2 separate regions of the Homo sapiens genome follow, and region 1 is linked to region 2. Evidence: chromatin loops called from intact Hi-C (ENCODE). Cell type or tissue: A673. All regions are shown on one strand. Each heading gives the region's core, and the rest is flanking DNA. Links, peaks and the distances in the headings are about the cores only.

The links. Hi-C counts contacts between places; a loop is a spot of excess contacts. Peaks named below come from ENCODE experiments on the same cell type or tissue, not always from the same donor. Only the 100,000 strongest peaks of a DNase experiment are listed, where the experiment ranks them.
Region 1: it touches region 2 in a loop (4-fold over the local background); 26 of 110 quality-filtered maps call a loop at or near these places.

Annotation. Positions count from the first base shown.
Region 1 is chr3:193,562,554-193,565,478 of GRCh38, forward strand. It overlaps a transcript of ATP13A4 not described here. Among named protein-coding and RNA genes, the nearest start is that of ATP13A4, 9.1 kb to the left of the region's middle. In A673, for the core only: a CTCF peak has its summit at 1,665 (motif pointing left); no DNase peak of the experiment used is centred there.
Region 2 is chr3:192,465,899-192,468,823 of GRCh38, forward strand. All of the region lies in intron 2 of FGF12 (fibroblast growth factor 12), which reads right to left. Among named protein-coding and RNA genes, the nearest start is that of FGF12-AS2, 48 kb to the right of the region's middle. RefSeq lists a silencer at 1,402-1,696. In A673, for the core only: a CTCF peak has its summit at 1,535 (motif pointing right); a DNase peak (open chromatin) is centred at 1,563.

The DNA of each region.
Region 1 (2,925 bases), core at 336-2,835, 1.1 Mb after region 2:
AGTGAAACCAATTTCAAATATAGAATCATACTGGTCAGCTGGGTGCAGTGGCTCAAGCCTGTAATCCCAGCACTTTGGGAGGTCGAGGTGTGCAGATGATGAGGTCAGGAGTTCAAGACTATCCTGGCTAACACGATGAAACCCCATCTCTACTAAAAATACAAAAAATTAGCCGGGTGTGGTGGCAGACACCTGTACTCCCAGCTACTCGGGAGGCTGAGGCAGGAGGATCACTTGAACCCAGAAGGCAGAGGTTGCAGTGAGCTGAGATGGTGCCACTGAACTCCAGCCTGGTGACAGAGTGAGACTCCATCTCAAATAAAAATAACAATAAAAATTAAAAAATCATAGTGGTTGTATTATGGCTCTATCATGTGACAGCCATGAAAAATTTGGCAAGTTGCTAAATTATCCTAAGCTTCAATGTTTTCATCTTTGAAATGAGATATAATCCCGTTACTCCATGATACGGTATTGTTGGAAGAACAAATAAGATTGTATACATGCCCAGTCTCGTGTCAGACAAATTATAAGACATTTTTTAGGGAAAAAATAGTGTTAGAAGTTGAACGGTACTTGAGAATTTTTTTCTTCCCAAAAAAATATGAAATGGGGAAAAACACAATTGAACAGCTTTATATTAATCTTTCTTGTTTAAGAACAGGAAAGATTATACCTGGTTTACTGAAGGATTGCTTGAAGAGTGTCAGCCCATCAGGACAAGGGAATGCAGAGAAGGCCTGGCTAACCCACAGATCTCACCAGCCTAATCTACCTGCCAAAATGAGAGAAAATGAAAGCCAGAAACTCAGGGACCCAAATCTCCACTCCTAGGCCTAGTATCCTTTTACTAACTACTCATTCCAATGTTAAGAAGTCCACAGAAACCAAAGTACCCACAAATATCAATCACTGCTTAACAGTAAATGATCAACACATACTGATTTCATCCACTTTAGCCAGGTGAGGTGGCACATGCCTGTAATCCTGGCTACTCAGAAGGCTGAGCTGGGAGGATTACTTGAGCTTGCAAGGTCAAGGCTGCAGTCAGCTGTGATTGTGTAATTGCGCCACTGCACTCCAGCCTGGGCAATAGACTGAGAGTGTCTCAAAAAAAAAGTTTGCTTTGTAAACCACCGAATATATACCTAAAATGTTGTTTTCTTATTTTATTTCTTTAAGATTATTTATAGACTATTTCTTGTTAGGAAAAATATTTTATTTCTTAATTATTTATCATCTGAACAATGTATGACGTGCTAATATCAAAGAGCACTGGAAGGAGAGAGATTTACAACCAACCTCTGGCAACCTCACTGTCTAACTTGGGGCAACCCCTGCTGTTCAAAAGAGAGAAAATGAGAGCCAGAAAAGTTACCTTCTAACACTTCTAAATTAGTATTAGAAGTTGAACAGTACTTGAGAAATGTTTTCTTCCCTAAAAAAATATAAAATGGAGAAAAACACAATTAAACAGCATTATATTCATCTTTCTTATTTTTAGAATAAGAAAGATTATGCCTGGTTTACTGAAGGATTGCTCGAAGAGTATCAGCCTATCAGAACAAGAGCATTCAGAAAAGGCCTGGCTAACCCAGAGGCCTTGCCACCCTGGTCTACCTGCCTAGCTGGGCCTTGCTAGAAGCACTTGTGGCTGCCATCTACAGGCCTGCTTCCAGCCTATATGCCTTGTGGCAAAAGCTGCATGGCATTTGGCAGACTGGAAAACCATGCAAATATTCATGATCTGGGCAAAATCCCTAAATGAGGGTAAGCAAGCTGTTAAGAGAAATTCAACTGTGTCCTATGAAATGCATTTGCAGGAACTTATGAAGATGTTTATCTCAAGGAACAGGAGATTTAGGAAGTACAGGTTGGTCATCATCAAGTATCTGACTGTTTATCATGTAAGGTGGGATTGACACTAATCTGGTGATTCCAGGGTAAGAACTAGGATTAACAGGTGGAAACTGGTGCCTAGTAGTTAAGAGTAAAGGCTGCAGTCATCTTGACTGTGGTGATGGTTTCACAGATACACCATGACATATTTTATACTTTGGATATGTGCAGTTGATTTTATTTCAACTTCAATAAAGTAGAAAAGAGTATGAGCTATAATGTCAGATAGTTTGGGCTCTAATTATTGCTTAGCCACTTACTATCAGTGTGATCTAGAACAGGGATCCCCGACCCCTAGGCCTTGGACAGGTATTGCAGGAGGTGAGCAGCAGGTGAGCCAGCAAAGTTTCATCTGTATTTACAGCCACTCCCCATCACTCACATTACCCCCTGAGCTCCACCACCTGTCAGAGCAGCGGCAACATTAGATTCTCATAGGAGCACAAACCCTACTGTGAACTGCACATGAGAAGGATCTAGGTTGCATGTTCCTTATGAGACTCCAATGCCTGATGAACTGTCACTGTTTCCCGTCACTCCCAGATGGCACTGTCTAGTTGCAGGTAAACAAGCTCAGGGCTCCCACTGATTCTACATTATGTTGAGTTGTAGAATTATTTCATTATATATTACAATGTAATAATAATAGAAATACCGTGCACAATAAATGTTAATGAGTTTGAATCATCCTGAAACCACCGCCCCCGACTCCAACAGTCCATGGAAAATTTGTCTTCCATGAAACTGGTTCCTTGTACCAAATGGGTTGAGGACTGCTGATCTAGAACAAATTATTTAACCTTTAATAGATCTCCTGGAGTCAATATGAAGTTAGGTGAAATAATGCATATAAAGTGCTTAGCAGGGAATCAATGTGTGGCAATCATTTACTGTTAGGCAAACAATTACTGTTATTTTGGGGTACTTTTTCTTTGGTGCTCTCAAAATTGGAAGGAGTAGTTTAATATAAGGCTACTGGGCATAGGAGCAGAGAATTGGGGTCATGAATTTCTGGACCCTTTGAAA
Region 2 (2,925 bases), core at 94-2,593:
TCCCCTATTGATCCTGTTATATTTCCTTTCCCTGCAATAAACTTCAGTGGATAGTGCAACTATGCTTATGCATTGCTTAATGACTGGAAGATGCATCATCAGGCGATCGCTACTGTGAGCATTGTGCGATCACCACGGAGCATACGTACACAAACCTAGATGGTGCAGCCTCCTACATACCTAGGCTATGTGGCATAGCCTACTGCTTCTAGGCTACCAACCTGTACGGCATGCTACTGCACTTAACACCACAGCTGATTGTAACAGCAGTAAGTATTAGTGTATCTAAACATATCTAAACACAGAAAACATACGGTAAAAATAAGGTATTATAACATTATAGGATTACCATCATACAGGCAAGTCTCTTGTTGACTGTAATGCTGTTATGTCATTCACATGACGATATCTACTAAATCCTGTGAGTATTTCCAGCAAATCACAGAATGTATGCGTGGTCTTCGAGATCCTCAGGAAAGCACTTAAACACACACACACGCACTCAGAGACAAAATTAAACATGTAATAAATTCACACATATGCAGTGGCTGGCACCGAGCACAACAGGTATATACCTCTCAAATGTATTTGCTGTTTGCATTTACCAAAGGGTCCCTCCTCAGCAGAAGACGAAAGGGGTTCCTGAGAGCTCTCCATATCATTAACAAATTTCTTTGTCTCATCTCAATTTACTCCATAATTATAAAAAAGTAATAAGCATACTTATTGTGCTTGCAGGTTACCACCAATTTTACCTTAATTTTCTTAGTTAATGTTGGCAAATTTCCTGTGAGGAAGCTATTCACTAGCATAGATGAGGAAATGGGGGACAAGAGAAAGAAGGTCAGGGGTCTGATCAAGGTTAAATTACTTCACACTCACAGGGTATGGAAGAGTTGAAATCAGACCCAGTTATTAAAATCCAGAGCCCCTGGCTTCTCCTCATTATAACTAGTTCCCTCAAATGTGGTTTGTAGACAGACATTTATACCAGCAAAGAAGTTGCATTAGCCCTCAGCGAAATGAGAAAAAAAAGTAATATAATATCGCCACATATTTTTAGCTATGTTCTGCCTTTTTTTAGGGTTAAAATATCCATTTTGTTGGAAGATGATACAAACAATAGATAATGGCTCTTCTTATTTATAATTTTTAGGTTTTTTCTTAATTGTTTGTAACATCTGCATAGAGTAAATTTAAAAGAAGACGAATCTAGAGAGGCCCTGTGCAAAAGGTTTTAGAATTTTTTCAGTTATTCAAATTTTGTAGTATTCGAATCTTTTTCCTATCATCATATATGTCGGAAAATTAATTTCAACTGCATGGGCCTGGGTTCTGCTCCTAATTCTCCCACTGATCAGTAAGTAGCACAAGGCAGTTCACTCTCCCTCTATGGGCATCAGTTTCCTTATTAACAAAGGGATCGGCTTAGGTGAATTCTGAGGGATCTCCCACCTCCTTAGAGGTCTATGATTCTGTAAATTCCTGAATCTGTTTACTCTTTTGTTAGTTTCCCAGCCTTACAGTACCTAGAATTGGCCAGATGATGGCAGCAGAGTTCTACTTTAGCCAGACTGTGCGCCGAACAGGTGAGCGGGACGCCTAGAGCACTGTGCTGAAGAGGAAAACGTGGAAGGTTATATGGAATTACCATAATTAAGAAAGAAATATTCACAGGTTGGCTGCCTCTGACATGCTATGTCAAGAAACACAGCTACACTTACAGAGAGGAAGGTCTCTGTTTGTCTTTTAAAAGAGGACTACATGATTGTGAATTCCTAGCAATAGAAGATTCAGGCCCGTTTTAAAGATAAAAATACTAGGCACATGAAGAACCACTGAATGCCCAATGCCTCCCTGCTAGGAAATGGCAGAGCTCAAACTTAAAGACAGGTCTTCTGACTCCCAGGTCAATGTCCTACACTTAACATGTAGCAAAGCTGTCTCAGAGAACACATTTGCTTTGACATCTAGAAGAGGCTCTAAAAGAAGTCTTCAGCGGCAGGCACCGAGCACAACAGGCCATATACATCTCAAATGTCTTTGCTATTTGCATTTACTAAAGTTCCCCTCCTCGGCAGAGGATGAAAGGGCGTGGACCTTGGACCAGGGTTCACCAAGGACACCAATTTCCATGGTACACTCCCGACAGTGGGGAAGTCCTGACACGGAAATTCAAACAGCCCCCTTTTGCATGAATACATAAGAGACATGGAGTTCTATGACTAAAGAGTGGGTTTCCTGTCTGATGGTTTCAATGACAATCTTTTTGGAAAAATTGAAAGATGAGTAGCATTCCTGTATATCCTTAATCTAGCTCCCCTTAATGTTAACAGTTCACACAATCACAGTACAATTATCCAAACCAGCAAATTAACACTGGTACCATAGTAACTAAACTATAGGCCTTATTCATAGTTTACCAGATTTCCCACTGATGTCCATTTGTTATTTCAGAATCCTATCCAGGATCCAAATTGCATTTGTTGTCATTTCTCCTTCATCTCTTCCAGTGTATCACATACAACACTTTCTCAATCTTGTCTTTCATAATCTTGACACTTCTGCAGTATACTGATGGGTTATTTTGTAGACTGTCTCACAATTTAGGGTTGTCTGCTGTTTTCACATGATTAGATGGAGGCTACGCATTTTTTTGAAAGGATGCCACAAAAATCATGCTGTGTCCTTCTTAGACATCATATCAAGGAGCTGATGTTAATATGTCTACTACTAGTGATGATTAACTTTGATCACTTGGTTAAGGTGACATCTTCCAGGTTTCTTCTCCAGAAAGTTACTGTCTTTTCACTTGTAGTTAATATATATCTTGAGGAGGAGACTCCGAGCCTCTACAAATATCTGTTCTTCTCAAAAACTTCCCCCTGATTTTAGCCTCCATCAGGCACATTATCTGCATTCATT